2 separate regions of the Homo sapiens genome follow, and region 1 is linked to region 2. The links are chromatin loops, found by intact Hi-C in ENCODE. Cell type or tissue: heart right ventricle. All regions are shown on one strand. Each heading gives the region's core, and the rest is flanking DNA. Links, peaks and the distances in the headings are about the cores only.

Evidence for each region. Hi-C counts contacts between places; a loop is a spot of excess contacts. Peaks named below come from ENCODE experiments on the same cell type or tissue, not always from the same donor. Only the 100,000 strongest peaks of a DNase experiment are listed, where the experiment ranks them.
Region 1: it touches region 2 in a loop (3-fold over the local background); 18 of 110 quality-filtered maps call a loop at or near these places.

What each region holds. Positions count from the first base shown.
Region 1 is chr4:155,779,004-155,795,179 of GRCh38, forward strand. It overlaps GUCY1B1 (guanylate cyclase 1 soluble subunit beta 1), which reads left to right. Exons shown (of 14, transcript NM_000857.5): 5 at 10,711-10,908; 6 at 14,853-15,083. Among named protein-coding and RNA genes, the nearest start is that of GUCY1B1, 28 kb to the left of the region's middle. In heart right ventricle, for the core only: a CTCF peak has its summit at 8,315; a DNase peak (open chromatin) is centred at 7,805.
Region 2 is chr4:155,505,039-155,521,214 of GRCh38, forward strand. LOC105377505 (a long non-coding RNA gene) reads left to right here. Exons shown (of 3, transcript XR_001741895.2): 2 at 7,299-7,403; 3 at 10,831-11,233. Among named protein-coding and RNA genes, the nearest start is that of MAP9, 140 kb to the left of the region's middle. In heart right ventricle, for the core only: no CTCF peak of the experiment used is centred there; no DNase peak of the experiment used is centred there; H3K27ac peaks cover 2,500 bases.

The DNA.
Region 1 (16,176 bases), core at 6,893-9,392, 270 kb after region 2:
CATCTGCTAAGCTTGTTATGGCACAGTAAGAGAGCAAGCGGCCTTTTAGGTGTGTTTCTCTGTATTCCAGAGCTGCTTTATCCAATAGGACAGCCACTAGTGCATGAGGCTACTCAGCATTTAAAATGAGATGTGCAAACTGGGGAGTGGCTCACACCTGTAGTCCCAGCTACTTGGAGGCTGAGATGGGAGGATCACTTGAGCCTGGGAGATGGAGGCTGCAGTGAGTGAGCTGTGATCACATCACTGCACTCCAGCCTGGGTGACAGAGTGAGACCCTGTCTCTACATACATACATACATGTGTACATACATACATACACACAACAAAGTGCAATGTGCTGCAAGTGTAAAATATACACCAGATGTCAAAGACAGTACAAAAAGAATAAAAGATGGCTCATTCACAATTTTATATTGATTGATTTCATGTTAAAATGTTAATATTTTGGATATATTTGGTTATATAAAATGTAGTTAACATAGCTTTAAATTATACACAATTTTATTTTATTTCTCTTTCAACGTGAGAGTGAAAAATGAAGAAACTAGAAAGTTAGAATACTGTAGTTTTCATCAATATTTTACATTATGATTCAGTTCTTTTATTTTCTCCTGGTTTTGAAATTATACATTTTAAGGGCAAATTGAATATGTTAAAATACTGCTTTTCTAAAAAGTAGATATTTATGTTATCATTAGGCTGATTACACAGAAATTAAATGGACTTTTTCTGTGTGACTATAAAACAAAATCATTAACTTTCATACATTGTTTTAACATGCCAGCACACATATATTGACATTTTTATTACGTAAATTAGTAAAATATTCTTTATGGTGACTTCAACTCTTCACTAAAAATTTAAAGACTTTCTTTCTGTTTCAGTCCTGGTTTTAATCAGTCACAGCATCTTTAGATTCTATTTCCCAAATACTGAGCTTTGGGAATTCTGCCACTTTTCTCTATTTCCCCCCACACTTCTTTGGGAGAGTCTACCATTATCTAGAGGTTGAATGGATTCCCTGCTTCTCTTCATGACTCCTCCAATCTCTTCTCCATCCTATAACTCTAGTGCTTTTTCTGAAATGCAAATGTCTCTCGTCGTATCGTTTTCTTGCTTAAACTCTGGAGTAATTTTTTATTGCTCACTGGAAACTGTCAAAATATTTAAAACAATTGAAACCTACATCCTTTCTGCATCTTTCCTCTCCCTCTCCCCCAGTCCAGCCAAACTTAACCTCTTTAAGAACCTTGTATTTATCTTGTTCCCGCTATCCTCTCAGCTTTTCCACTGCTCTTCTCTTTGCCTGGAGCATGTTTCCAGCACTTTCCCCATAGATAAATTCTATTAATTCTGCAGGTAAAATTACTTCTCTGGGAAGACGCCACTCCTCTCTCCAAGCTCTGCCCTATCCTAGTCACGGTAACTAACCTCTCTCTTATTTTCATAGGACACTCTATTTCCCCAGCCACAGTAGTTTTCATACTGCATTATCATTCCCATTTGATGGACTGGAATGTAAACTTCAGGAAGCCAGAGATCATGTATAATCTCTTAATGTTTGTACCTTCACAGATGCAATCTGTATATCTGAGAATAAATGAATATCTTTTTTAAAAAAGTGAATATTTGTTGTTTGTGCAAAAGCAGAAAACACACAATAGGAAGCAAACACACCAATAGATCAAGCTGAATTATTTGCCTCAGGATAACCCATTTCGAGTGAGATCCTGTAATTTTTTTTACGGATGAATCATAGATTGAAATATAAAAGAAGAGACATACACTAGACCAATTTCCTTTTCAGGTGAACATCCTAAATTACTGTTTATTATTTAATTTACAGGGTACATTGCTTGTATCTGTTGACACTTTTAAAATGGTCGTTCTGACATTTCCATTTTAAGCTTTTAGGGAACACTAAAATAGCTACTGAAATCATAACATGGGAGACTATTTGATTATGCCTTAGCTGAGCAACTCTGACTCACTCATCATAGCAAGCAGAATTTCCTTGGAAGTTGCCTGTCCACAGCCTCTCAGTTAGATACATTATTAAGAATAGGTCTGTCTTATATATGTATATACATACCATACCATTGTTTTTACTTTTCTTGAAATAATGAAAGAAAATTTCTAAGTACTAGACACAGCATATAATAGGCAATTAATGAAACAGTCTTTAAATAATAGAATTAATTAATTCTGAAGTATATGTGTCTTTATAATTATTTGGTCCAGCCTGTTTTATCAGGATAATACCTCTTTTGCTTAAATTTTTTATTCGAGGATACTGTATAGATAATATCTGTAGCTTAGCTCCAGAAAAATATTTGTTTTCTCACATGGAGGTTATCATTTCCATTCACAGTTGACTTAACGAATACTAACATATCTTTCCCCTTGAAAGGCTTTGGTGCCAATATCCAATTCATGACCCTGCTTATGCAGTCTCTCCTGTGCTTACAAATTCAAGTTTAAAAAATTTGCATTATGCGTATTTTAAGCCACACTGAGACTTTAACAAAAAAATAGCTAGAAGTCCTAAATGGATAAATAAAATATAATGGGATATATTTAGGATAAATAAAATTTAGGATAAATAATATTTAGGATATATTTACGATAAATAAAATTTATCCTAAATGGATAAATAAAATATAAAATTTAATGGATAATAAAATATAAGAAATATTTTTAGAGAAAACTTTGTAGAAATACTCCTCTTCTCTAGGCATTTCACAGTTTAGAATTGATTTTTTCTTAAATCACCAGTGAAAGCATCAACTTGTGGGCTGATGAAAAAAGTAATAATCTTTGGCATTTATTCTTTGGTTGATTTAATAATTGAAAATATAATGTATCAAAAAGAGAAAAAGAAGACATTTTTAAAATTTGATTTTTGGATCTTATATATTTTACCTGGGTATATTGTTTTAAAGACAAGACCATATTTCAGTAAGAATTTTGTCTAGTTTTTCCACTTTTTTATTCATAAATTGACAATAAAATGTGTGGTTCCATGCTATTGCTATAGTCAATGTCTTTTTTTGCGTTTTTTAATGTTTTATTATTATTATTATTATTGAGACGGAGTCTTGCTCTGTCGCCCAGGCTGGAGTGCAGTGGCGCAGTCTCGGCTCACTGCAAACTCCGCCTCCCGGGTTCACGCCATTCTACTGCCTCAGCCGCCCGAGTAGCTGGGACTACAGGCGCCCGCCACCACACCCAGCTGATTTCTTTTTCTTTTATTTTGTATTTTTTAGTAGAGAGGGGGTTTCACCGTGTTAGCCAGAATGGTCTCGATCTCCTGACCTCGTGATCCGCCCGCCTCGGCCTCCCAAAGTGCTGGGATTACAGGCATGGGCCAGAGCGCCTGGCTGCTATAGTCAATTTCTATCTGAAGCTTCTAGTGTACTGATGAAAAGACTGCAAAGAATACATGGGATTTGAAAGCTTCATAAGAAAATAGCTGATAAGGAATGTTCAGTTTAATGTTATTTCTACCTTAATCCACGCTCACCTCTACTCTCTAATGTCCTATTGCATTATGGCACATTCTATTTTCCCTAAATTACTGCAACAGTCTCTCCCATCTCACATGCATTTCTGTAGTATGATTTTGCCTCTTCCTTGCGGGAGGTAAAATTCTCTTTTCCTTGAATCTGGGTTGGCTTTAGTGACTATTTAACCAATCGAATGGGGCAGAAGTGAGATATTTAAACTTCCTAGGCTAGAGTACAGGAAGTCTTGGTTTCCTTCAGGGTATCTTGGAACAGTTGCTGTTGCGATGGTACCTCTAGAAACCCAGACACATGAAATGAGAAGCACAAGCCACATGGAGAGGCCACGTGTAGACTGGCAGATAGCAGTTCTAGCTGGGCTCTCAGCAAAGAGCTGGAAATAACTACCAGCCATTTGATTGATCCATCTTGGAAAACCAGCCTGCTCCGGCATTCTGATAATTTCAGCCCAGTTTCCATCTGATTCCGTCCCAAGGGTAGAACTTTCTAATTTAGCCAGACAACCCACAGAACCATGAAAAATAACAAATAAATTATTAAAGTTGTTTGACATACAGCTATGGATAACTAGACCACTACTCTGTGCATTATTTTTCCCTTTATATTTTATGTCTGTGTTAATATGTGTGTATATGCTTGTACAATGAGTCAAGAGCTTTGAGAAAGCTGTATTTGATAAGATAATCTATTACCCCTGGGAATAGGAGCCATGTCAGTCCCAAACAGGGCTACCAATTCAATTTCGATGGTATTACATTATTATTACATTATATTGTTTTTACCTCCCCTACAAATTTACAGAGTTAAAATGCAATTAAAATGAGCAGCGAAGGCTGCCAGGTTGACTATGAAAATATACGTGGGCAAATGCAATTTTAGAGAACAGTTAGGATTTAAATTATGACCTAATTTAAATTAGAACTCAGGTGAATAGTTAGATCAGCGTTCTTTCATTATTTGCTGGAGACACTGGCTTCTTCAACTAACCTTGATATGTTGACAGTTTCAGTCATTCACTCAACTCAGATATATTTGAGTTTATCAACTAGCGCCTCTGTTCAGCCTGCCATGGGATTTTCTTCAATTCCTGTTGGCTCCAGGTTTTGACTTATTAAATACAACATTGTGATTTGGCCACCAGGAACAATCTGAGATTGATGACTGATCTAATTCTTAAATGTTTGTGCAAAGGGTTATTTTAGGAAATATGAGGATTTTCCTGAACAGCTGTAAAATTCTAATACTTCCCTAAATTATTTATATTTCTTAAGAAAAAAGAGCACCATTCACTTTATTTTTAACTTTGGAATTTTAAAAAAGAGCTGTTTTCTCAGCATCCACAACGCCAATTTCTATAATCCAATAATAAAAATAGTTTTATTTTTTAAAAACTTATGAAGGAAGATAAGAAGTATTCCAGAATTGTAAGGCTTTTCAGTTTGAATAACTGGTATATATTTTCATAATTTTTCAAAATATTGATTAATTGTTACATGTAGTATTATATAGACTGGATCTTTTTTAACATGAGTTTAAAAGCAATAGAATAAGAGAAATATTTTAACTGTTTTTCTTTAATTAAAATATTTCCTTGGAGAGGATGGTAATGATAAATTGATATAGCTTTAACGCTATTTCCATTTAAATAATTTTAGTGACTCTGGTACAGTTTCTTTTTAAATAGAGATTTTCAATGTTTCTTTTAGAAAAGAATCTCTATATCTTTTCAGTTGAAAAGCTATTTAATTCTCAAGAAGCAGCTCCAGGAAGAAAAGGCAGGAAAAGTATTATGAAAGCATTCACTTCCTACTCCAATCTCATGCTATTTACTTTGGTGTTTCTCATCATCTAGGGTTTGATGTTCCATTTTACTTAGGTCGACTTTGTTTAAATGTTTTATCTTCAAATTCCAAAATGACTTTTTTCTTATAAAACTTAACAAAATATTTTTTAAATTACATGACTCTCATTAAAGAATGTTGGTGTTGGTCCTATTTTTCAGAGGTGTGAGGGATAGAAAGAAAGGAAATACTATACCTCATCCTCCTTCATTGAAAAACAAAAAGAGGTTTGCAATGACTGGTTTTAAAGATTTCTTGCAGATCTAAACTGCAGTAATATTCTCAACACAGACAACTCCCTTCTCCCCATCCACTAAAACAAGGATTCTTGGATACTGAAAATGTTTTTCTTTAAAACGTTCAAGGCAAGGTCTTACCCATTTCTGTGGATCCTTTAAAAAATTTAATTAGATGTCCTTGAAACAGGAAAATCAGGTAGTTGACTTCTGGGGACTTTGCCCCTGTAATTATGTAAGAACTTATTTTTGGCATGCATATTACAAAAAGAAAATGTGCATTTATTTTGAAACATCCCAAGATCTTTAAAAATGTGACACTTTATTACTCAAAGGAATGATAAATTGTCTTTTGTTTTCTAAATCTGTGAAGTGTACTATGTCTGAAATTCCAGTAGAGTACCCCAGAATACCAGAACTAATTTTTCTTTTATAAATGATAAATGCAAGGTGATAAAATAAACTAGACTGACAGGGAGCAGAATTCCTGAGTAGAAAAACCACATTCATTTGCTTGTAGAAAAACAATAAAATGATATTAGAACATTAAGAAATGAAATTATTAAATTAAAACCTTTAGGTATCTCAAGATATCAAAATAGATGAATGGACCTACTCTCTATATTTTTCCTGTTTTTTGATTTTATGAAGCCTAGAAGAATGAATCAAAGCATATTTCAGATTTACATCATTGTTTCCTGGGAATCTACTTGTGCTGCAATGTAAGAGTTTACATTTTTTCAGTGTCTTTTTTACTTTCATACATATGGACATACTTCTTTGCAATTGGCCACACAGCTCTTTACTTTCTGTAAGTGCTTCTGTGGGTATATTTAGAAATAACACAGAATATCAGTTTTGATATGAAACTCTTATTCCCCAGAATACATTGTTAGAGCAATGTGGATGAACTATCATCTTTGTTTAGATAGCATTATCAAATGTAGAAAGGGTTTTCTCTTGGCCATTGTAAGAATCTTTTTGTAGCAAAAAAAAAAAATTGTAGCCTGTATATGAGGATGACACATTTATTAGCAATATAAGTGTACTTAAATGAAAATAACTTTTAATCATTAATCTCATTTCTTGTAATAGTCTGGCTGTGGTAATTACTTTAAATTTTGAAAGAGTAAAGCCAAGTAAGGAAGGTTGTAACTCAAGAAATCCCAAGAGTATTTTTTATATTAGATACTATCTAAAGAAAATCAATATTACATTAAGTGGTGTTCAATCTTTTATGATTCAGGAGAGCACTTTACTTGTTCAATTAACTAATAGTAAATTCAATAACACAGTAAATCTCTGGAGAGTTGGTTACTGCAAAAAGACAGAAAAGGTGAACATTCTCATTTGGTGTTTTTGGTATCCTTTGGTGAGGGTGCAGTGCCTATCTTTAGTGACTCAGGAAGTACTGACTTGGATGATTGTGTCCACTCTCTGACTTGCCCCAGCATAAGTGGTGCCAGTGACATAAGTGGTGCAAGTCGTTATTGCCTTATGCCATCTGCTTGAGTGAAAGTAGAAATGTTTTAATAATCCAGTAAAAAAGATGAGTATGAAAATGATATAAGCACATTGGTACATTGATTTATGAAATATGTAAGCATTCTGTATAGAAAAAATATTAAAATGCCTTTTTGAAGTTATTGTTTGGTTCAATTTCCTTTTTTTTTTTTTTTTTTTTGAGGCAGAATCTCACTGTGTCGCCCAGGCTGGAGTGCAGTGGTGAGATCTGGGCTCACTGCAACCTCCACCTCCTGGGTTCAAGCGATTCTCATGCCTCAGCCTCCCAAGTAGCTGGGACTACAGGCATGCCCCACCACGCCTGGCTAATTTTTGTATTTTCTTTCTTTCTTTTTTTTTTTTTTTTTTTTTTTTTTGAGATGGAGTCTCACTCTGTCGCCCAGGCTGGAGTGCAGTGGCGAGATTTCGGCTCACTGCAAGCTCCACCTCCCGGGTTCATGCCATTCTCCTGCCTCAGCCTCCTGAGTGGCTGGGATTACAGGCACCCACCGCCACACCCTGCTAATTTCTTTTTTTTTCTCTTAGTAGAGACGGGGTTTCACCGTGTTAGCCAGGATGGTCTTGATCTCCTGACCTTGTGATCCGCCCGCCTTGGCCTCCCAAAGTGCTGGGATTACAGGTGTGAGGCACCGCGCCTGGCCAATTTTTGTATTTTCAGTAGATGTGGGGTTTCACCATGTTGGCCAGGCTGGTTCTCGAACTCCTGACCTCAAGTAATCTGCCTGCCTCCGCCTCCCAAAGTGCTGGGATTACAGGTGTGAGAGCACGCCTGGCCTCAATTTCTTTTTTAAGTGAGCCAACAACACAGTACCTGGGCCTGACTCTATTAGAAACATTTTCTAAATGCAGCCACAAGCTCAATTTTGACTTTGTGAGAAATGCAGATAAAAATAAAACTCTCTCAGTGATTTTTTTTTTCTCACCCGATTTTCTTTCACAAAATGTTTCACAACATAAGTAGAAGTATAAGGGGTCTGAGAGGGCTATGAAGCAGTTCTCAGGTCGTCCCTTCTAAGGGAAGAGTCCTAATGAGAATGATTCATCATTGGAAGAACCTCTCATACTATTCAACCAAGTAAAACAGTTTTAGGACTCCGGGGTTTGTAGGTTATATATACCTCTTCAATACTTAGTGGCTGCCATATTGGATTACTTTTACATGGCAATAGCAGCCTCTAGAGGCAATCCGGATGAACTGATGTTTTTGCTAAGAATTAGCTTGACTCCATCAGGTATAATTGTGGGGAAGGAAACAGTAGATGCAGACGGTTCAAAAAGTCACCAGATTTATCGAGTTGAGGAGGTCATTGAATCATTTATCTGGATTAGATTGTCAAACTTCATGACCTAGCTCAAATCACATCTTCAGTTTGAAGTATTTTTAACTCCATTCTTTCAGTCTGAATTGTTGGCTTCCTCATTTGCTCATCAAAAGCCACTCTACACATCCATTTGTGATATAAACCATGAGCTGCTTAATCCTCATCATGCAGATCTGCATCCAAACATCTACCCTGCACCCAAGCCCACATGACACAGTGTATGATATATAATGCACATACAATAACATTATAGAGTGAATGCATGATTGAGTGGATGTGTGGAAGGGACAGAAAATTAATGCTGTAAGTGTCCTGTTAGAGTATTGCTCAAATGTGGACACCCGCGGAATCATCTCATTCTCACCGTAGTTTCCTCCCAGTAATCTCACTGGATTTTTCTGTTTTTCTAAATTGACCTCTTTGAGACATTTGGAATGAAAGCCATAGTTTAATTTTGGCATATCTCCAGTACTTTCATTTTAGGTATGTTCTTTTATGCCCATGACATTTTGAAACTGTTTTGTTGTTTTTCTTTTCTTCTCTTTAAAAATAATCACCAGTTGTGAATAGATTACTACTTGCTTGGTGTATTTGTTTTTTATTGCTACCATAACAAATGACCACAAACTTAAGTGCTTAACACAAATTTATTACCCTATGGTTTCATAAGTTGGAAGTCCATTGCAGGTCTTACTGGACTATATTCAGCGTGCTGTGCTGGTGGGACGGGACTGTGTTTCTTTATGTTGGCTTTTGGGGATAATTGTTTTCTTCCTCATTCAAGTATTGACAGAATTCAGTTCCATGCAGTTATAGGGCTGAGGACCCAGTTTCCTTGACTGTCAGCAGGCAGCTGCCCTAAAGTCCTGGAGACCTCTCTCCAGTCCTTCAACAGTCTCCTACATCTCAGAACCAGTCGCATGGTGTTGAATCCTTCTCATACTCCCATCTCTTTGACCTTTTGTCATTGCACATCTCTCTGTCACCATGTAGCAGGGAAAGCTTCTTGACTTTTAAGTGCACAGTCACCCATGTGACTAGGTTGGGCTCACCTGGATAATCCAGGATAATCTTCCCAACTCAAGGTCCATAACCCTCATCACATCTGCAAAATCCCTTTCACCATGCGATACAACATATTCACAGGGATTAAGGCAAGGGAATCTTTCAGAGACAGTTGTTTTTTCAGCCTCGTCTGAAATGTGCTAAGTGCTTTATATACATGTTTAAAGTTATCTCCATTTTGCCAGAAGAAATAAAGTCTTAGAAAAATTGGGCGAATTGGCTACCTTCCTATGAAATGACAGTCATTATTTAAACCCATGTCTACTTGATCCTAAGTCATATTGCTCTTAATTCCTATACCATGCTGTGCTGTGTGTATATCCTACTATATATGTGCAGCACACACACACACACCCCAACATGTTATGAACTGAGTGTTATTTGAAAAATCATCTTGGGCCACATAAAATGTATAGCTTACACCGTTTCTTCTAGTACTCTTTACACCAATTAGTTTTGTATATTAGTAATCTGAGACTCAGGGAAACGTGGCATCTTCCAAACTAATGGCAAGGCTACAAAAACAGAAAATATTTATTGGCCAATTTATTAGTTTTCCTAGACTTTCAAAATGTAGTTATTTCACAGATTAGCTATGAAACTCCACCTTGATGATAGCATACTAAAGAACATGAAGAAATTACATTGTTTTAGTTTCTAAAATAGATTTTTAATTTCTAAGATATTAGAATAGTTAAATAGAAATCACAAAATAATATGCTTATGTTTTATATGCTTATAATTTGGGCATAGTTTTTTGAGTTGACAATTAAGTTTTAGAATTGCAGTATAAACAGAAGGGAAATGTGTGAGTCCTTTGGCCATTCCCTGTTGTTGATCACAACACGTAGAAACAGCTGCCCCAAGCTCTTGTAAATGTATCTTTGCCTTAGCCCTTAACTATGTTTTTTTCTGTTTTAGCCATCCTTTTTAATCCCACTTGTTTATCTTTTCTTAAAATGTACTAACTATTCATAGCTGCAGATATTTTTCTTAATTCTACTATCTTAGTTTCATTTTCTCTGTGGCACTTGCTTTACAGATATCTCAGTGGAGTGAAGGATGTGCTACATGTGCTGCTTCGCTGATCTGCCCACTAGACTCCGATTTGACTCGTTTTCATATCTTGCTTTCCCAGAGTCTGCTGTCATTGCGAAAGCATTGTTTATTGGTCTCCCTTTCTTCTTTGCTGCAGAACCTTGATGCTCTGCACGACCACCTTGCTACCATCTACCCAGGAATGCGTGCACCTTCCTTTAGGTGCACTGATGCAGAAAAGGGCAAAGGACTCATTTTGCACTACTACTCAGAGAGAGAAGGACTTCAGGATATTGTCATTGGAATCATCAAAACAGTGGCACAACAAATCCATGGCACTGAAATAGACATGAAGGTAACAAACAGCAATGGAGACTTCTGAACACAGATGACATCTAAAAATATTTTAAATGACACTCTCTAAATTTACCTGCAGTTATCACTGTTAGTGCTCTTCCCTGGAAGTATATATAAGCCAAAACAGTGGAAAGACCAGCAATCTTCTATATTTGGCCTGGGAGTGCATTATACAGGATATTTTTTTCCTTCTGGCAGCAGATTTTTCTTTCTAATTATATAGTGTTCAAGGCTACAAGAAATTTACTTTGCATTCCCTGTGAACACACACCAGCTGGGAAGCAGAAGGATATGTGACGACTGAGCTGTGGGTTTCAGCATGCAAAATATCCATAATATGGATAGTCAAATTCTAAGGCAATATAAAATTAAGTATTATTTTATAGATCATTTTCTCTTTGTCGATTTTTGTCTGCCCCGAAATATAGTTGGAATGTCTAATTTTGTGAATGAAAGTGTTTGTTTTTGTTTTTGTTTTTAATCAAGTTACTTGGTGAAAGAAGCCAGGTCTGGTACTTTAAAAATTGTGCTGTTATTGATAATACACACTCTTAGTTTTGAGTGATGATTTCAAGGTACTGATAGGGCAACCGTACAACAAAGAGAACCACTGTTTCTCTTTACCTCTGGCCCTTACGGTTTCTCCCAGTCAGGCTGCTTTTTATGTGTTCAGCATGTTCATACCCAAGAGTCAATTCTCAGTAGCTTTAAACTTGAGGCCAAAGTGGGGAGATAGATACCTTTTTCCAACCTTTCTTTGTTTATAGAAAACCTATTAGACAGTTCTTTCTTATAGATCATAGATATATTGTAACACACTTGGGAGGTCTAAAACCCTTAAGTGGAGTATTATCCAAAATTAAAATAGTAACATTTAAATAAATTAGAAAGATATTCCACATATTTAATCTAGTAAAGTTATGTTAGAGTTCATGGTTTTCTTTCTTTCAGAAGTTGGTGTTAGTTCTTACGTGGCACCTTTTGGTGATTTCCAGGTGCATCGTTAGTTTTCTACAACCATTAGTAATGGCGGAAACCACGATTACTGTTGCACCAACCTAATAGAAAGTAGGACTGTGTATAACATGGCATTATCAAATGCAGACATTTAAAAATTAAAGCCTTGGGTAAAGTATCACAATTCATCCATGATTGGGAATCTCACTGGTATTCAATCAAAATAGTATATACCTCACATTTCCAATCTTTTTTTTTTTTTGAGACAGAGTCTCACTCTGTCTCCCAGGCTGGAGTGCAGTGGCGCGATCTCCGCTCACTGCAAGCTCCACCTCCCGGGTTCACGCCATTCTCCTGCCTCAGCCTCCCAAGTAGCTGGGACTACAGGCCCCCACCACCACGCCCGGCTAATTTTTTTGTATTTTTAGTAGAGACGGGGTTTCACCGTGTTAGCCAGGATGGTCTCTCTCTCCTGACCTCATGATCCGCCCGGCTCGGCCTTCCAAAGTGCTGGGATTACAGGCGTGAGCCACCGCGCCCGGCCAGTCTTTTGTTCTTGACATTAAACTAACAGTATCGCCTGGGCGCAGTGGCTCACGCCTGTAATCCTAGCACTTTGGGAGGCCAAGGCGGGGGGATCACGAGGTCAGGAGATTGAGACCATCCTGGCTAACACGGTGAAACCCCGTCTCTACTAAAAATACTAAAAAAATAGCCAGGCGTGGTGGCGGGCGCCTATAATCCCAGCTACTCGGGAGGCTGAGGCAGAAGAATCGCTTGAACCCGGGAGGCACAGGTTGCAGTGAGCCGAAATTTCGCCACTGCACTCCAGTCTGGTTGACAGGGTGAGACTCCATTATCAAAAAAATAGAGAAAAAAAAAAAAATAAAGCAAAACAAAACGAAAAACAAAAAAAAACACAGCATCTATACTGAGTGAACGTATATGCATATTGTATGCACTGTTGGTTTTATTTTTATTTAACCAGACTGAGAAAGAGGTAGGTTCGTAGAAACTTCAGAAAGAAACACAAATTAGGACACACTTGGAAACTACTATTACTGTGGTATTAGAATCTTTGGCATGGGAGATTGATGGCTTTAGCAAACTGTATGAAATTCAAGTATTTACTTAATTATATGGTTCACTTTATAAAATATTTAAATTCTCTTCTGACCATTTATTCAAGTGCTTCAATATGAACTTCTGAAATATTTGCATTTTATAGGTATATTTTATGTGTTTAATTTTTTCAAAAGCACTGTTTTGACTTCTCGAGGGATTCTCACATTAAGTTTATCAGGTCCAGAGATACCAGACAATTTGAACCACATGGTTAATACTAGATCATGTCATAAAGTGATATACCAATGAGAAGTTAAAAATATGATTAGAAAAGCTATTTGTTTTGCCAGTTTGATCAAAGCAAAAAAATTAGAATTGAATAATTAATTCATAAGTTTAGGATACATATAATTCAATTTCTCTAGTTAAATAGAAACAGAGTAGAACATCAAAAGTAGGCCTGTCATTTAAGGTTGACTCTCTTGCCTTGTCTATGAGTTAGGGAAATCAACCTTAATGTGGTAAAATTTTCAAATTATAAATAAGGATACTAATATTTAACCAGTATAGTAAGTTATTCTGACAGTGAGGTAGTAACATCCCAGTTTTGCTACAAAATATATCTAAAAGAATATATACAATAGCATCTATAGTTATTGTGATTTGTTTTTAAAAATTGCAGAGAATGCGACAGGGTACTCCTGAAAAAAAAAAAAGAAAAGAAAAATGAACAACATTTTGTTTTTATTTAGCTGTAACTGAAGAAATGTTGTCCCAAACTTTTTCTGTTTTGGGTCTGGTTGCCGTTGAGATCGAGTTTTCCCTTTGTAAGAGGGCTCATTGCTTGCAATTTCTTAACCCAAAAAGAAGAGGAAAATCTATACTTTAATAATGTATTTGCCTGTGAATAATACTTTAGAAAAGTAGGATTTTTTTACATTATAGATATTAGCTCACAATTACGATTACTTCTTTAGAATGAATTCCTAGATTTGCAATTAAATCAAAGAATCCACAAAATTTTAAGGAATTTTTATGCCTATTGTCAATTTATCCTTCAGAAAGATTAATCAAAATACCCCCTCATCAGTGGTATTTGAGATGCCTCTTTTTCAGTACCTTACCCAATTTAATATTGTAACTTTTTTTTCTTTTTTTGAGACAGAGTCTCGTTCTGTCGCCCAGGCTGGAATGCAATGGCATGATCTCGTCTCACTACAACCTCTGCCTCCCCAGGTTCAAGCAATTCTACTGCCTCAGCTTCCCGAGTAGCTGGGATTATAGGCACCCACCACTGCGCCTGGCTAATTTTTGTATTTTTAGTAGAGATGGGGTTTTGCCATGTTGGCCAGGCTGGTTTCAAACTCCTGACCTCAGGTGACCTGTCCGCCCCACCCTCCCAAAGTGCTAGGATTACAGGCGTGAGCCACTGCACCTGGCCTGGTATTGTAACTTTATGTATTTGATAGTTGATGGTTAAAAATGACATTGCATTTATTTTTGAATATGAATCTCTATCATTTTATTTCCCATTGTTTTAAAATAGTATTGTAATCTTATTTGATAGTGCTAGCTTGCTTTTAGCTGGCTTTCAGGTTGTTCACTATACAAGTGTGCTTGGCTAAGAAGGCAGAGCCCACAAGTGCTTTTTTTTTCTAATTCTACCAAAGAGACCATATAGGATACTGGGGAACTGATACCAGATTTGTAATTTTACAATGATTATTCAATCTTCAAATTTTATAGATCAAAGTCCAGAAATATTTTCCTATTTTAGACATATGGAGTATTTGCATATATGTTTTGAATTTTTGTAATTAATCTTCTAAATGCAGTATTCATAACTCATTTTTTATATTTAGGTATTTTTATTAAACTGAAATGAAGACAATTCATGCCATTTCCCCCTTTGATATCCAGGTTATTCAGCAAAGAAATGAAGAATGTGATCATACTCAATTTTTAATTGAAGAAAAAGAGTCAAAAGAAGAGGATTTTTATGAAGATCTTGACAGATTTGAAGAAAATGGTACCCAGGAATCACGCATCAGCCCATATACATTCTGCAAAGCTTTTCCTTTTCATATAATATTTGACCGGGACCTAGTGGTCACTCAGTGTGGCAATGCTATATACAGAGTTCTCCCCCAGGTAAAATGACAGCATACTTCCTTGGGGCCTGAGACAAAAGCCCATAGAAATACTATTGTTACAGGCAGCCATCCATTCATTTAACCCTCTGACTATGTATTAGGTAATATGCAGTTTATTGTAAGTTACACAAATTGTTTAATTGTGAACTAAGTGTATTTGAGCATACCACAACTTTCCCTAGGACAACTATTTTTTTATAATAATCACATACAGAAACAGTAGGAATGTTATGTAAGAATAGTATACTTGTTACAGTGAAAAAAAATGGGTAACTTTTTAGTAACAGTCACCTTTCACATGTTTATTTATTCACTGAATAAATATTCATTGGATATCTACCATCTGTAAATAGCTTTAAAAATCAACTATTGATGGTGTTAAGGGAAAAGGGGGGATTTTAAAAAGAACTAAAACACAAAATGATAGAGATGATGATGGATTCAGTAGAAAAAGCATCAAAGGAAGCAGTTGGGATGATGATGAGAAACTGCTGTTGACTTCTATGACAGATCCATTGGTAAAATCCTTTATGCTTACTCTTTTTTTCTTAAATACTAACTTTTGGAGTTGTATATGGCATACGTTTAGAGATACTTTTTGCTTGTAATTAAAGAGACTTGAAAATTCAGGATTAGCCCAGTTGGATCAGGTGAAATGGAAGCAGAGTAGTGTGCTGTCCTGGCTCTGGTATTGACTCTACCTGTCCCTTACTGTATGACCTTGAACTTATTACTTCACTTCTCTCAGCCTGTTTCTCTTTGTTCTGGCATGAGAATAGAAAGCATATGAAAAATACTTAGTTCATTGTAAGCAATCAATCAGTGTTACCTATTGTTTTCACTTTTAGCCCTCTAGATAAATATTAAGAGAGGGTTTGCTCATGTTTTTGGTATTTTAATTTCATTTCAAGCCATACACATTTAACATAACACTGTACATTTTAAAAGATAAATTTTCATTTTTTCTCCTTCTGAAAATGCATTGTAAATTTATGCTAGCTTACATTTGAATATTAGTCATCTGAATCCATATCAGATTTCATGTTCTTGTAACTATTTAATGTCCATTTAATCACTGAGTTGTATAGATT
Region 2 (16,176 bases), core at 6,409-8,908:
TATTACTGATTTAACTGTTAGTTAGAAACACTATACTGCACTGTGCTTGAATTTAAGCAGTAGTACCTCATTTTAAGAGTTTTTTTATAATTGCTTTGCTAGAATAATTTTTCAATGGAAATATATCAGAGGAATATAAAAATTATTCTATGGATTGACTCATAATTAGACCTTTCGTGTATTTTAAGGTCAATACATAAAGTAAAACAGGAACCATTTTTAGAACATAAAAAAGGCTCAATAATCTATAGTCAAAAATGGCCTTTATAAAAGCATAGAATACTGACTTTTTATGTTTTAACTGCACCAATAACAGCAGCAGCATTATCAGGTCATAGGTCATGTTTTTAAACTTGCTGGCCACGTTTTAAACTTTGCCAGTTCTCAAAGAATGTAGTAGAACTTATGTTGAAATTATGTTGCACACACTACTTTATATTGGGTGTTAGCAAATCTCTTCATATGGTATTGCTCCTCCCATGATGTGAGCAGTTTGCATGAAGATTCATCTTTGCATGCTCCATCAAACTCAGCACACAGCCATCCATATGTTAGGCCCTCAGGAAGTACTCATAGAATAGAACGTTTCTCAGATGGAAAGAACTGTGAACAAATTCTTAAGAGATCAGAGTTTTCAGTCTGTTTCTCCCCCCGTGAATTTCCTGTCCTTGTTTTGTTCACAGTATCTCTTTAGTTTGTAACCCAAAAAATCTGAGACAGGTCTCAATCAGTTTGGAAAGCTTATTTTGCCAAGGTTAAGGATGTGCCGGTGACACAGCCTCAGGAGGTCCTGATGACATGTACCCAAGGTGGTTGGGTTCAGCTTGCTTTTGTACATTTTAGAGAGACATGAGACATCAATCAATATATGTAAGATGTACATTGGTTCCGTCATAGGAAGATAAAAGGCAATTCTTTTTGACAAGTCTTTTGCGTTCTCTTGAGTCTCTGATTAGCTTTTCACTGAATACACAATTTACATATGAGAGGAGGGTAGAGGAATAGTCATTTATGCCTTAGTCTGGCTTAGTGAATCTGCATTTTTAAGTAAACAATAAGGTAGAGGAAGCAATCAGATATGTATTTGTCTCAGGTGAGCGGAGGGATGACTTTCTGCCCTGCACCTGTGAAGATGAGCTATCAGTTTACATTGCCAGGGTGAAATTCAACAGAACTGGAATTTCACCCTGAAATTTCCTCAAGGTCTTTACCCTATTCCTTGTGTGCAAATTCCTTGTGGGCGAATTGTCAGGCAGGCATGTAGCTTTCTTAGCTATCTTTTTTAGGAATAAAATAGGAGGCAGGTTTTCCTGACGCAGTTCCAGCTTGACTTTTCCTTTTGGCTTAGAGATTTGGGGGTCCCGAGATTTATTTCCCGTTCACAGGTTCCATAGCTGAAAAAACAGAAGACTGAACTAAATAGTTTTAAGCTACTTTCAAGTCTGAAATGTGATTTCTGAGTAGTCCTCTTTTGTACTGCTTCTGGAAGTCTTTTTGTACAGACTGTTTCTTGCAAGCTTTCCTATTGCTTCAAATATGCATATCTTCAAACAGAGGAATGGATTCTGTGTATTTTTAAAAATATTTTATAATTGTCTGTATTTAGGCTCTCCTGTGGAGAGCTGGTACTAAAAGTATAAGCTTTTATTCTCAGCCTAGTATTTGTGTAATCTATAAGTATATATAAATGTTGGTTTCCTTGAAAAACTAATTTGTCAGTTCCTACTTTTTTTTTTAATTAATGAAAGTTTTCTCTAACTTGTTGCCAGGAGAATTTGGTATTTCAGATGTCAACTTTTCTGAAAGTAGTTTTGTTCCTTTATCATGGACTTCAGCAGTTGTTTTCAATACTCAAACTGACAGGGCGAAGGATAACAGTCTCAGCTGTGCTCCCACAGCTGGTAATTGAATGTTTCTAGCTGGCCTTGTGATGAGCAGGGCAGCCGATCTCTGCAGCCAAACGATGCTGAGAGCTGGAAACACAACCATCAGCTTCTCTACATGCTGATGAAGACAATGACGATGCATTCTAGGCTGGTGAAGATAGAGACTGCTTTGCAGAAATAGTATGCCTTGAGTACTTTTCATTCCAGTTTTAGTTATAAAATGAGTGTGAAAATTATTGGAATGATTAGTTTGCTATTTTAAAATATGGTTACATTGAATCATACAAAGAATTCTATCTATCTATCTATCTATCTATCTATCTATCTATCTATCAACATCATCTATCTATCTATCATCTATCTAGAATCTTCATCAGGACCTCTGAATGTAACCGGTTTTCTAGAGATAAGTGGGTCTAATTCCCTTAGTTTTCTACACAGACTGCTTAAACAGAAGTCAGGAAAATTGTCCTTGATTACCTCTGAGAGAAATGGTGCATGAAGGAAGGACAGGTAGAATGAGAAGGAGAGAAAGGGAAGATAGCCAAGAAAGAAGGGAGAGATTTAAAACTATTTAAGAATATGTGGTAAGAATGATGGAAGGATGTATTAACTGGTTGTTTCATTAATGTTCAGTCACAAATTTTATTCCTCATTCTTAAAGAACTGAATAAGATAAACTGCAAGAAACTATCATTTTCTGGAGATTTCCTATATCCTTATGTATAAATGTCTTACAACATTCTTAGGTAAGTTTTTTTCATCTGCATGATGTTTGCAATTGTGCCTCTTAACAAATGCACCTATAGCTCAGTAACAGCAATTCTGACACAGCTCAAAATAAAGATTTGTTATTATTTCAGCAAGCAAAGTAGATATTCACCATAAGGTTTTTGGTAATTTAGGACTGAATGATTTACTTTAGAACTATGTTTAACTCCCCTTCCACCCCAACAAAAGAACATTTTAATGGCATTATATTGCTTTCAATAAACCTTTTGGAGGTAAGGAAAAGATATCCTTAATCTCTGTCCTCAGAAAGTGAGCTCACTGACCTAGACTCCTGGGTATTAAAGAAGGCTAAATGTACATATCGTACAAATCTGGTCAGAGAGAAAAATCCAGTGTGGTTTGGGATTACTCAATTACAAAGGATTGGGTGTCATTGTAGGTACTGAAAGAGGGATCATGATCATTCCATTAACCCTAACCATTACCTTTGGAAAAAAGTATCAAGGCAAAGAAAAGAATAAGCAGAAGCTTCAGTTTGTTGTTTCAGAATTGTTGACTTTAAAAGAACACAAATACATTAAATAAACAAACAAACATGGAACCAAAGAAAACTTTCAATACACCCTTAAGACATCTGTCACAGGGTATTCGTATTATGATTAGGTACTTATTCCCATAGTGATTTTCATTTTTAGGTTAAAATTTAAATGAGTATCATCCCCTCCCCTTAGTTTATTCTTTTTTTTTAATCTTTTTCTTTTTTTGAGACAGTCTCACTCTGTCGCCCAGGCTGGAGTGCAGTGATGTGATCTCGGCTTACCGCAAGCTCTGCCTCCATGGTTCACACCACTCTCCTGCCTCAGCCTCCCAAGTAGCTGGGACTACAGGTGCCCACCACCACGCCTGGCTAATTTTTTGTATTTTTTAGTAGAGACGGGGTTTCTTCGTGTTAGCCAGTATGGTCTAGATCTCCTGACCTCGTGATCCGCCCACCTCAGCCTTCCAAAGGCTGGGATTACAGGCATGAGCCACCGCACTTGGCCAGTTTGTTCTTATAAAGATACCAAACTCAGTCGTCTACACAGTGTAGGAAACATAGTGGTCATTGAGAAGTCAGCTCCCTGCAGGTGTAAGCACCCTTTCTTACCGTGGCTCCTCTTTCAGCACAAGGCACCTAACACAATACTTTGCAAGCAATATAGACTCTTGTATGACTAATGTTAGAAATTATTTTATATTTTAAGTTAAAACGAAACTGCTTATCATTCTGACCCTCAGGTTCTTGCTTTACTTGCTGAACCCTCAGAAGATAGTTCTAATCCCTATTCTTCCAGATGACTGTGCTTCAACCATTTGAAGGCAGTGGTCCTTTATCTTCATGTAAAATCCACTCATACAGATAAGGCATCCCTATTTCCTTTCATCACTCCCTATAAGGGAATTTTCCAAATTGTCACTGTCTCCATCCAGAGAACAGCTCATTGAACAAGTAGGACTCTCAGTAATAGAACTGCCATGTATTTTAAACCTATGAATTTATTAATAAAACCTACAATAGCATTTTCTTTTCAAAGATCTTCATTACAGTAATTTATTTTAAGCCCCAAATTAAATATCTCTAGTTATTTGTCGCAAGCCCCACTCTTAGACTGCTTTTTCCGTCTGTGACTTTTTTGTGGCCTAAATTTAGAGCTGTATGTTCCTCCATGCGTTTCTCTCTAATTTCATCTATTTTGTTTTAGTCTGTCATTTCAAGCTGTTTGTTTAGTGATGGCAAATCTGCAATTTACTTCCTACAACGTTTTAAAGTAAAAATTGCAAACCTTCCTGTGAATTAGCAGTAGGAGATCATTATCCTTGATTTCTTTGGCCCTTTATAGAGATTAGTGCACTGTTGGTAACAGCAAGTGTCAGGAAACATGAAAAAATATGATTTAATTATTGAAACTGTTTGGATAAAAATGAAAAGTTCCCTGTACAATGTCATAATTGAATCCATTGATGTCCATAATTGTAATAAGAATTTTTGAGTTTTGAAGTCTTTTTCAGTTTTATGAGATTTTAGAAGAATTATTATTTCTCATTATTTTTATGAGTCTTGCTGGTCTGATGCCAAAAATTGAATTGTGTACTGTAGAATCATGGATGGCTCTGCTGGATTCTGACTCATGCCCTAAATTAAGAAATGGCTCTGAATGTTGTCTCAAGGGTAAGTTTTGCTTCTGCATTTGAGCTACAAATTAAGAGACAGATTTTGAAAAAGATGCTGGGCCTTGAAGAACATTTTCAAGGACAGAAGGGTAAAAAGACAAGCTGTTGTTGGTAGATCAAAAATGAGATGTAAATGCTAGACTACAAAAAATTTGTCTTTCACAGAGAAAACAACTACAAACAAAGAAAGCCACTAAACAACCTTTCGGATTCAGCCAGACTCCAGAAAAACGTTGCACATTTTGGTTGTTTGTTTTTATTCCATATCTCACTTTCAGCATTAAATATATATATATATTTTATTGACCTGATTTTAGTCTTGCTAATTAAAGCATCTTACAAAATATCTTGATTTAGGTTCCTCAGCTTTTGTCTGATATTTCAAAAGCTATTGTGTGAGAGCAGAGGTTTTACACAGTGTTACTGGACTCAAGCATTTGTGTTTAAATCTTTTCTTCAAAGCCCGCCAATTGAGACTCTGAGCAGGTTAAGCTCATCCCTGAACTTCAGTTTTCTCTATGTAAGATGGGGTTTTCTGTAGGTATAAATGAAAATAATACATACGAAGCACACAACAAAGTGTCTCTTACATAGCAAGTATTAGCAAATTGCATCCTTCCTTTTTAGATTTAAGCATTCCCCAACACTGTTCTGATATTTTACCTCACTGCAGATGAATACAAGAGATTAGTTTTAAAAGACTTGTTGAAAACAGTTAGCAGTGTTACTGTAATACCAGTGAAGACTCAGTCTAGGACCCAGTTGTATTCCACCCAATTTTTATTAGTTGCTTGGTTTGCTGTTATTGTTGTTTGTTTGTTTGCTTTTGTTTCTTAGTGACATGAAGAAAATTAATTTGACCCCTTTAAAAGTTAGGAAAATTTTTTATCTGATCCAGAGGTTCATTAATATTGAAATGAATTAGATACTATTTTAAAATAATTGATAAAAGAAAAAGGTCTTCTCTCTGCAGGGAGGAAAACAATAGAATCAGTGAAAGGGAGCCGTAAAGTGCTGTGCCTAGTGAATATCGGTATGAGCCAACCACAGATAGGAATCTCTTTGGGTAATAGAAATGACTGACTTCCTGACATCATTTAGTAGAATGAGGAGGAAGAGCTGCCTTCTAGGGTTTTAGACCAGAAGTGCTATTGATTGCCTTCAGAATGACACTTCTAAGAAATGGGTAAGAGTAAGCTAAAAGTTACATCTTTCTGAGTCTTAATCCAATCAGACTGTAATTGGTGATAGAAGCTTTTCAATTGTGACTACATGAGTTCTAGGATTAATTTTCAAGAAACTGCTCTCCTTCTAATGGTTTTCATCATCATAAATGCTTTCTTCTTCCATAGATTTTCTCTGCATATCCTAGAAATAGGAACAGGCAGCAGTATGTGGGCTCTGACCTCAAACCACACAGGCTCGTTCACTCCAGCTTCCCAGAAGAAAGTACCTGTCTTTGACAAAGAAGTCAGTGAAGGTCACTTTAGAACCCCAAACTTTTCTGTTCTGTAACGACGTGACTCATGCAAGACACAGAAGGACTGCACTAGATTACCATGGATGTGCTCTTAATCATTGCTGAGGTTCTCCATGGAAGAGAAATGATGTCAGTCACCTGCTAGGGAGATTTGAGTCCTTTCTGGGTCCTTTCCCTTCTTCATCATGGTCCTCACCGTGATCTTGCTAAAGTCATCCTTTCTCAACAGAAACCTCTCAGGGGCCAATTTAATAAATTCATTCTCAATTACCAGTAAAACTCTGGGGTGGAAGATGCATTTATACATCATCAAGTTATTATTAAATTTAAATCATTGAGTGACATGAACAGGCTGAGAATATTTTTCAAGACTAATGGATCTCCCTGTCACCAGAGACACTCCTGAAAAGGCAGCTCTCCTGAAGTGTTAGGGTCCATCCTATAAATTTACATAAATAGAGGTTGTTTCCTTTGGTCTTTAAAAGACTCCTGTGCTACATCAATTATATAACCCGTTAGGGAATTAAATAGTACCCTGTTGGGGAATGAGTCTACTCTGCTCTCTAGCATTTTAGTGTACTGATTTATTTATCATTTTAACCCAAATAAATAGTACTCCTTAACTTTTCTGAGTCATGGGCTCTTTTTTTACTAGAATCTCATGGAAATTACAGTGTTTTTTTCTTCAGAAAAATGCACATACATAATTTTGCAATGAAGTTCACATTGTCAATGGACTCTCTCAAGTATATCCATGAGCTTCAAAAGAAACACAGCCTCAGCTATTTCAAAGGCATGAAAAACTTGTGTCTAGGACAAGTAGTTCTGACAATTTTTTTCTCATAGGAAATGAAGGGCTGATGTTCACCCAGAGAGTGGTGCTGGCTGTTCACTGTCAACACCATTTTAACTGTAGGGCATCCATTCTGATAGTTCTGTGCCTGTGCCTTTCTATTTTTAGGTGTGTTTAATTTTGTCTTTGCATACAGGAAACATGGATGAACATGGCCAGGGAGAGAGGAAAAGGATGAAAGAACAAGGTGCCTACCATGGAGGATGCAAAAGAAATTTTTCCCCGAGAACTGTAGTCCCAGGTTAGGCATGCTCCAGCAAAACTTTTTCTCAGAGTTATCCCACTTCTCCTATATGCCAGGAATCTCCTTAGGCCTGAAGCATGCAGAAAGGTGCATAATTAGTCTTTGTTCAATAGGTCATCTTCTGGAGGTGATGGGGCTTTACTTTAGGTCCATAGACCCTGTTTACTAAAACCAACTTGTCACACTTCACACATTTGGGTATCCTTTATTTCTAACTGGAATTGTACTTGACTAGCATTTTTGGAATAATTCTGTTGGCAGTAGTTCTTCTGAGTGAGTACTACAACAAAGTTGTATAAGTCTAACCATTTTAGAATCTACTCTAACCAGAGTGTCAACTCCAACAAGAAAACCCCTAAAAGGAAAGAAAGAGCTGCCAACTATTTGATGGTTTGACAAAGTGTGGCTGTTTTTCTGGGCTGTGATTTATTTAAATTTTGCAAGCCCTTATCATCTTGCAGGTTTTAGGCACTTTGGTGGTGATTCAGATAAGGTTAAATGAGTTGCTTCCAAAACACAAGACTGTCGGGTGGAAATACGGAAAGACTTAGTGCCAGGTTTTCTGATATTTGAACCAATGCGCTGCCTCAGAGTTATGGGATTCAGGAGGAATTATTTGACCTCTTTGACCGGGTTTCCTCATGGGAAACATTTTGTTGATGGTGATTTGCTTGCCTCATACAAGGAATCATGGAAAAAACAATGTTAAAAACTTTGAAAGTTCTGTTTCATTCTACACAATGACGCTAATTTCTCTTAAATTAACTTGAACTTTTTTTTTCTCCATCTGCACAAGTAATTAGCACAGGATAGCTAGATTGAATGTCCAGCTCTCACATTAGGTAGAGATGTTAAACATGCACGTGTATGCGCACACACGCACACTCACACTCACACACACTCACACTCACACTCACACACCACTGCCTGCCATGAAGCACAACCACACTCATTTTAAAATTACATTTATTTTATTTTTTACTGCATTTTTTGAGAATGTGAGGAGAAAGGTTAAGAGCTTGAACGTCCTTGTATCTCTCAGTAGTAAAACAAGACCCCTGGGAACATGTGTGCCTGTCACAGCTGCACCCCACACCCAATGCTCAGACTTAAAAAAAATGAGAATGGCTTCTTCCATCACCATTTTGACCTTCTTAAATAATATTAATGTTGATTTACAAGGTTTAAAATGGCAAAGAGGGACAATGAATATGCTAAAATCTTGCTTTATCTGTAGTTATAAATGGTGAGCATGAAAGCAACACAAATAATTAATCTGGTTTCCTTTGTTTTGTCTTGGTCATTGGAAAGTCAAAAGTGAATCTTGGCCCAAATCTCTCATCTAGAGGATAGACTTGGAATAGACAATTACTATTTTTTGTATTTTTTGCTATTGTTCTTTTTTCAGCTAAATGCCTATGCATTGCTAGGAAATGTCAGGCTTTTTGGTCTTTGGTAATATTTTATTTAAGGACTTTAATGGAAATTAAAGAATATTACTTAAAGTTTTTTCCCATCTTGGTACTTTACAGGGTCAAAGAATGAAGGAGAAAAGAAAGAAAATGCAAAACAAACAAACAAACAAAAAAACTATGCAAAGTCTTCACTTAACCTGAATAAACTGAGTGTCATGGCAAATGCCATGTTCTTTGCATTTTTTTTTTTTTGGAGACAGAGTCTTGTTCTGTAGCCCAGGCTGGAGTGGAGTGGGGCAACCACAGCTCACTGAAGCCTGGAACTCATGGACTTAAGTGATCCTCCAGTCTCAGCCTCTGGAGTAGCTGGGACTACAGGCACACACCACCGTGCCTGGCTAATTTTATTTTTTGTAGAGACAGTCTCACTATGTTGTGCAGACAGTGCATATGTTCTTTTCATATGTCCTTTCCTATTGAACACACAAACCAAATCAAATTTACCAGATTTCCATGGACATGTAAATTTGATTTCGCTTTAACTATGAGCCATTGATTTCAGGGTACTGTGTTTTTTAGCATTTAGGTTTTACATTATGATTTTATCTTCAGGAATTCATTGATTTACACACTATATCATAAAATACATAGAACCTATGGTCAAATATCAGAATCAATGTTCTCTGAACTGAGCAACAATGGAGAGAAATCCCAGAGCTTTACATAATGGCTCTATTGCAAATTTACAGTCTTGAAGCTCAGTTGAGCAGTTTAGACCGCTTATAAATTATGGAAAGTTGGGCAGAATATTTGAAATCTGGACTATCCTAGAATAGCTGGGAAGAAGTTTAAGGTTCAGTGTAGGGTGGGAGGAAGAGACAGCTGTCAAAAATTCTAGCTTGGGTAACTGAGACAGAAGATGCCAGAAGATGAGGTATTTTTAGAGGAAGGATGATGAGTCAATTTGGGACACACTGGATAGGAAGCACTTGTTGGACATCTAGATAGAGATGACCAGTTGAGAGTTAAATATAAAATGTGAAACTCAGAGAAGTAGTCTAGGCAGCCCTCAGAAAATGAACTTGACTTAAGCCATTTGAGGAAGAAAACGAACACAGTTTAACAGTTGCATTGAGCAGGGCTCCCCTGTAGGCACAAAATTAGAATGAAAATCATATATAATTATTCCCTTATCCTGGCCTACCATCAGAGCCACTTACTGCAGCGTGAGGTCTCTTTTAGTCTGGATTCTGAGTGGACAGTGGAACTTCAGAGGAGAGCAGAGTGTGCTCAATTCCTGTTTGGGCAGGAGAGGGCACAGAGTCAGCAGCGACTTGCAACCAAAGGGTAGTTTCCTCACTGTAAGGAAAATTCTGGACAATAATATTAAATGATTGCTCACAGAAAGATGGATTTAAGTGCTCTGAAAACAATAACAGCAATGCTTTGGCTTGAAAAAGAGGTAAACTCTTCCAAAATTAGAGAGAGATTTTATGTAGATCAAAAAAGGTAGTAAGAAAAGCTATCACACCGACTGCTAGTAATAACTGACATTGGACATTGCTAGGTCTGGGCACTATGCTCAGTGCTTTATGTATATTAACTCATTTAATTCTCACTAAACCCTGTGGAGTAGGTACTGTTATCATTTTACATATGAGGAAACTGACACCCAGAGATTTTAAATATTTTACCCAGGGTTAAACAACTAATAAGGAGCAGAGCAGAGGCTTGAGTTTAGGCAATCTGGGTTCAGAGATCATGATCTTATAATACACTTCCTGTGTTAACACAAAACAACCCACTTTGGTTTCAACATACCATATGCAAGGTTCATACTGGTACAATTTGCACCGTAAATAGAGCAAATGCTATGAAAAAGCTGATAGATAATAGGAAGCTTTAATATCTCTACTCATTTAATCCAGAGTTTTACTCCCCGTCACCATGGAGAAACTATGCAGTGCTATGAAAGAATGCTCATCAGTGTTTTGTGGTTTTTTTTCCAGCTATCTCCTCTGCAGAACTCTGTGCTAATGATAGAATTTGCATACTAATGATAATTGCAACCAAGAAAGCTGTATTCTCTTTCTACTCGAGGTAATTGAATAAAGAAGTGCTGTGGGGCAATTACTGCAGTTAGTTATAGAAAATTCTCTGAAAAATAAGACCAAAACATATATACTCAAATTCAGTATGATTGCATTTATCAACATTATTTGCTTCTTTTAAATCATAATAATAATAGACAGAATTATTGCTCTGGGTTCTTTGACTGTGTTAACCCAGTCATCTCAATGGCTCTATTATTTAGGCTTATATTTTTCCATTTTATGGATAAGAAAAAAAAGAAGTTTAACAATGTGCCCAATAACACAGGTATGAACTTTAAAAAGGCTATTAAGAGATCATTTATATCATAGTTCTATTCTCTTATTTTTATTCTATCTTTTGATTATTATAAAATTAATTATAAATAGTGCCAGACATATTTTGCTGTTATAATTTTACTACATAATGGAACACTTTTACTCTACTATTTCAGTGCCCTTTTACTTGATTACGGCAAAATTCTTTGCTAATGACACCTTAACATGCATGACTGTGTTGTTGGGTTATTTTTTCCATGGGAGTTTCACTAATTCCATTTATTTGCCAGTCGGTGTACTTCAACATTTTTAATTTATATTAGCATTAGAAACCCATTGAAAACACAAGTCAATACTCAATTCAAAATAAGGTGACTTTACTTTCTTTAGGTATAAGAAATCCTAAACTCTGAACCACAATAAAAAACTGCAGGATTAGAAACCTAGATTCAGGACAAGACAACCAAAATCATAAAGACTCCTTTACAACTTCATAGTTTGTGCAATCTTAGCAAATAATATTATTTTCATGATCAGAAAGTGTATTTAAACTTTAACGTTTTTATTTTATTTTGTCTAATTTTTATTGGCCTTACAGACAAGATTATTTTATTCTTTTCTAATTGCTTTAATGTCTTTCTTGTTCGATATTTTCTGTTTTTCTGTTCAGTTATCATGACTGCCTATTTAGAAACAGACTTTCGAAGGTGTGAGTCTTAAAGTCAGAGCATAGCCAGTCCTCATATTTATTGGTAATTGACTTTTTTTTTTTTTTTTGATAGGGTCTCACCTGTTGCCCAGGCTACAGTGCAATAGTGAGATCCCAGCTCACTTCAGTCCCAAACTCCTGGGCTCAAGGGATCTTTCTGCCTCAGCCTCCTGAGTAGGTGGGACTGTAGGCATGTTCCATCATGCCCCACTAATTTTCCTTTTTTATTTTTTTAGATAGAGAGTCTCACTATGCTGGCCAGACTCGTCTCAAACTTCTGGGCTCAAGCAATCCTCCCACCTGCCTCAATCTCCCAAAATGCTGGAATTACAGGCATAAGCCATCACACCCAGCCAGTAATTGACTCTGAAAGTAACACACAAAGATTGGAAAGTGATCTAAGTTCTGAATTCAAATATCAACACATGCATTTTGCTATTTCTTTGTTCTTTAATTGCAGCAAGAACAAATAACATGAGATCTATCTTCTTATCAAATTTGTAAGTATATAGTAGAGTAATGTTACCTACAGGCACAATGTTGTACAGCATTTGTTCTACATAATGTTCTACAGGTATCTGTAGAACTTATTCTTCTTACCTAACTGAAACTATGCCTGTTAAATGGCAAATCCCAATTTTCCTCTCACCCAGCCTCCAGCAACCACTATCCTACTTTCTGTTTCTGCTAGTTTTACTATATTGAACTCCATATATAAGTGGAATCACATAGTATTTGTCCTTCTGCAACTAGCTTATTTTACTTAGCATAATGTCCTCAAGGTTCATTCACGCTTTCTTATATAGCAGGATTTGTTTATTATGGTTGGATAATATTCCATTATATGTTTATAAGACATTGTCTTTACACATTCATCTCTCAATGAATATTTTGGTCATTTCCACATTATAGCTATTGTGAATAATCATACAAAGGAATTGAACAGGGAGCCCAGAAGGAAACTCATGCTTATATGGTCAACTGGTGTTTGGCAAGGGTCCAAGAATACTCACTGGGAAAAAGAGAGTCTCTTTAATTAATGATGTTGGGAAAACTGAATATCCATAGCAAAAAAATAAAATTGAACACTCCTCTCACACAATATATAAAAATCAACTCCAAGTAAAAAAAACTTCATGACATTGTCTCAGCAATTATTTCATGGGTATGACACCAAAAGCACAAACAACAAAAGGAAAAATAGACAAGTGTGATTACATAAAACTAAAAAGTTTTGCAAAGCAAAAGAAATAACAGAGTGAAAAGTCAAGCTATGAAATGGGAGAAAACAATTATAAACTATATATCTGATAAAAGATTAATTTCCAAAATATATAAGGAACAACTTAATAGTAAAAAGGCAAGTAAGTCAGTTAGAAAGTGGACAAAGGACTTGAATAGACATTTCCCCCAAAATGATGTAAAAATGACTAACAGGTATGTGAAAAAGATATTCCCACTAACAGTTAAAAGATATCATCACTCGGCTGGGTGCAGTGGCTCATGCCTGTAATCCTAGCACTTTGGGAGGCCGAGGCGGGTGGATCACCAGGTCAGGAGATCAAGACCATCCTGGCTAACACGGTGAAACCCCGTCTCTACTAAAAATACAAAAAAATCAGCCGAGCGTGGTGGCGGGCACCTGTAGTCCCAGCTACTCGGGAGGCCGAGGCAGGAGGACGGTGTGAACCTGGGAGGCAGAGCTTGCAGTGAGGTGAGGTCACGCCACTGCACTCTAGCCTGGGTGACAGAGCAAGACTCTGTCTCAAAAAAAAAAAAAAAAGATATCATCACTCAACATCATTAGTCATCAGGAAAACACAAATCAAAACCACAATGAGATATTGTTTCATACCTGTTAGAATGGCTATTATATAATTTTTGAAAAACTGGTGTTGACAAGGATGTGGAGAAATTGGAAGACTTGTACACTGTTGGTGGGAAAATCAAAATGGTGCAGCCACTATGAAAAATAATTTGGAAGTTCCTCAAAAAATTAAACATAGAACTATCATATAATCCAGCAAATCCCACTTCTGTATGTTTGTACAATTGAATTAAAATCAAGATCTTGAAGAGATATATGCACTCCCATGTTTATTGCAGCATTAATCACAATAGCCAAGACATGGATTTGAAAGATATTAATACGTCAGAGAAATTGTCCAAAAGGAGCTTTGCTCGGTAAAGAAACAAAGGGAGGAGGGGGGTGGGATTTGTGTTTCTCAAGTTACTTCAATTTTAACTATTACAGTGTTTTGAAATTTCTCCAGTGGAAATATATATTAAACACAAGTATAACAGCCAACAAGTTTGACGGAGAGTTAACCAACTTTAACTCAAAGCATCATTTTCAAATGCCTCCTCTACAGTGTTCCTTCTAGTGAAGTAGATGTTTGGTTATATGAAGAGGACCTTTAGTGATAAACTTTTACAATAAACATGAGTAATCTATGTAATCAAATAACTGTTGAAGAGTCAGTCTTCAAATTTCATAGTATTACAAAAGTAAATGTTGATGTCCTAAATTGTACTCAGGTTTTGTTCAATATGAGAGAAGTTATAATGTAATGGAGAGAATTATTGGTCCTGTCTAGATGATCTGAGGAAACAAGATGGAGACTGCCACACGAGTAGGATTCTAAGGAAATTAACTCAATCTTGGCAGAGAGTTCTAGTTGTCTCTTCAGCATTCATGACCCCTCACTGTCCTCCTTAAGAAGAGAAATCAATTTTTAACTGAGCTCCTTATCAGCTTGTGGTCATATGACTATGTTCTGGCCAACAAGATACAAATGGACATGTATGAGACTTCTGGAAAACTGTTTATAGAGAATCTACTTCTAGAAGGAACACATTTTTAATTCTCTTAGCTTTCTTCTTCTACTTGATCTGCAACTCAGATATGAGAGCTAAAGTTTCAGCAGCCATCCTTGTCTATGAGGAAATTCTGAGGGTAAGAACTACGTGGTAGGATGGAGGGGAAGAATAATTGGCACTAACCTACTAGCTCTGAACAACCTATTTCCAGACTTACTGTGTAATGTGACATTTTTACCTAGATGGCACTGTTTGTGCAATTATTTAAATATTTTATTACTTTCCACTCTCTTTACTTAGAAAGTTCTAAAACATGGACAAATGAAAATGTGATGCAAATGATAAAACAATACAACTGGCACAGAAGAAATTCTTAGCTTTAATTGTCTACCCTTTAGATTTATGTCATCCAACTGTCTGCTTAATTATGAAAGAAAATAAATAAGTATAAATGGTAAACACAAATATATATGCAGTGCTTAAACATATTTTTGAATATGTTTAAAATAGTTTATAAGGAATAGTTTATCATTTGACTTTTTATGTGGAGTTTTTCGTAGAAAGTTTTAAGAATTAATTATAAATGAAAGCAGAAAAATCCTGTAGTTACTTCAGGAATTTCTTGCTTTATAATGATGGTGTGACACTCAAAATAATTTTGAACATGTCTTCAAAATTAAAAGAATATTTTGTGAAAACTTATAAGCGGTGATAAATACTCGTTCTTTAGAGTCGATTTGACTTGAGAACCAGCCTTCAGTCACAGATCAAAGAGGAATGTTACTGAAGAGATCAGACAAGTTTGGTCACAAAAGTATGCACCTGCATGTCTTGTAAAAGAGCTCTGAAATTGCCATGAGAAAAAAAAGCATTTTTTCGAAATTAATGTCTGGCTTCCAAGGTGAGTCTTGTGAAGGAATATTCATTTGGTTGTATAACTTACAAACACAGTGTAATTTCCAGATGCAGTTTAGTAAGTTTCATTTTTTTAAAAACAGGCTTTTGTAATGCAACTTTTTACCTCCTGTTCCATTGCAATGTCTTTATTTATAGCTTCCCACACCTCCAAGATTTTCCCACATTTGGTGTTCAGCATATCCAAGTTACTAGCCAAGGGCAGCAACTACAGAAGAGCTGTAAGCATCGCAAACTTATGAGGACTTCAAAATGTCATTGCTTGGTAGACCCCTACTCTCTCCACTTGTTCTTTCTCAGAATCAATCTGACTCAGGATCCTAGATTTCTGAGATAGCCATCAAGGAATCATTCTGCCTAGATTCATGGCTCTTTTTGTTCTCTCCAAAATTAACTTATTCTGTGGGGTCATATATCATCTTTGGTCCCTATGCCTAAGTTTTACAACTTTCTACTTGCCCCTCTGGATCTTTGACTTCTGTGAATAAAGATTCCATTGTCCCCTTATATTCATGGCAGTGCCCTCATGAAGCCTGAGTTGT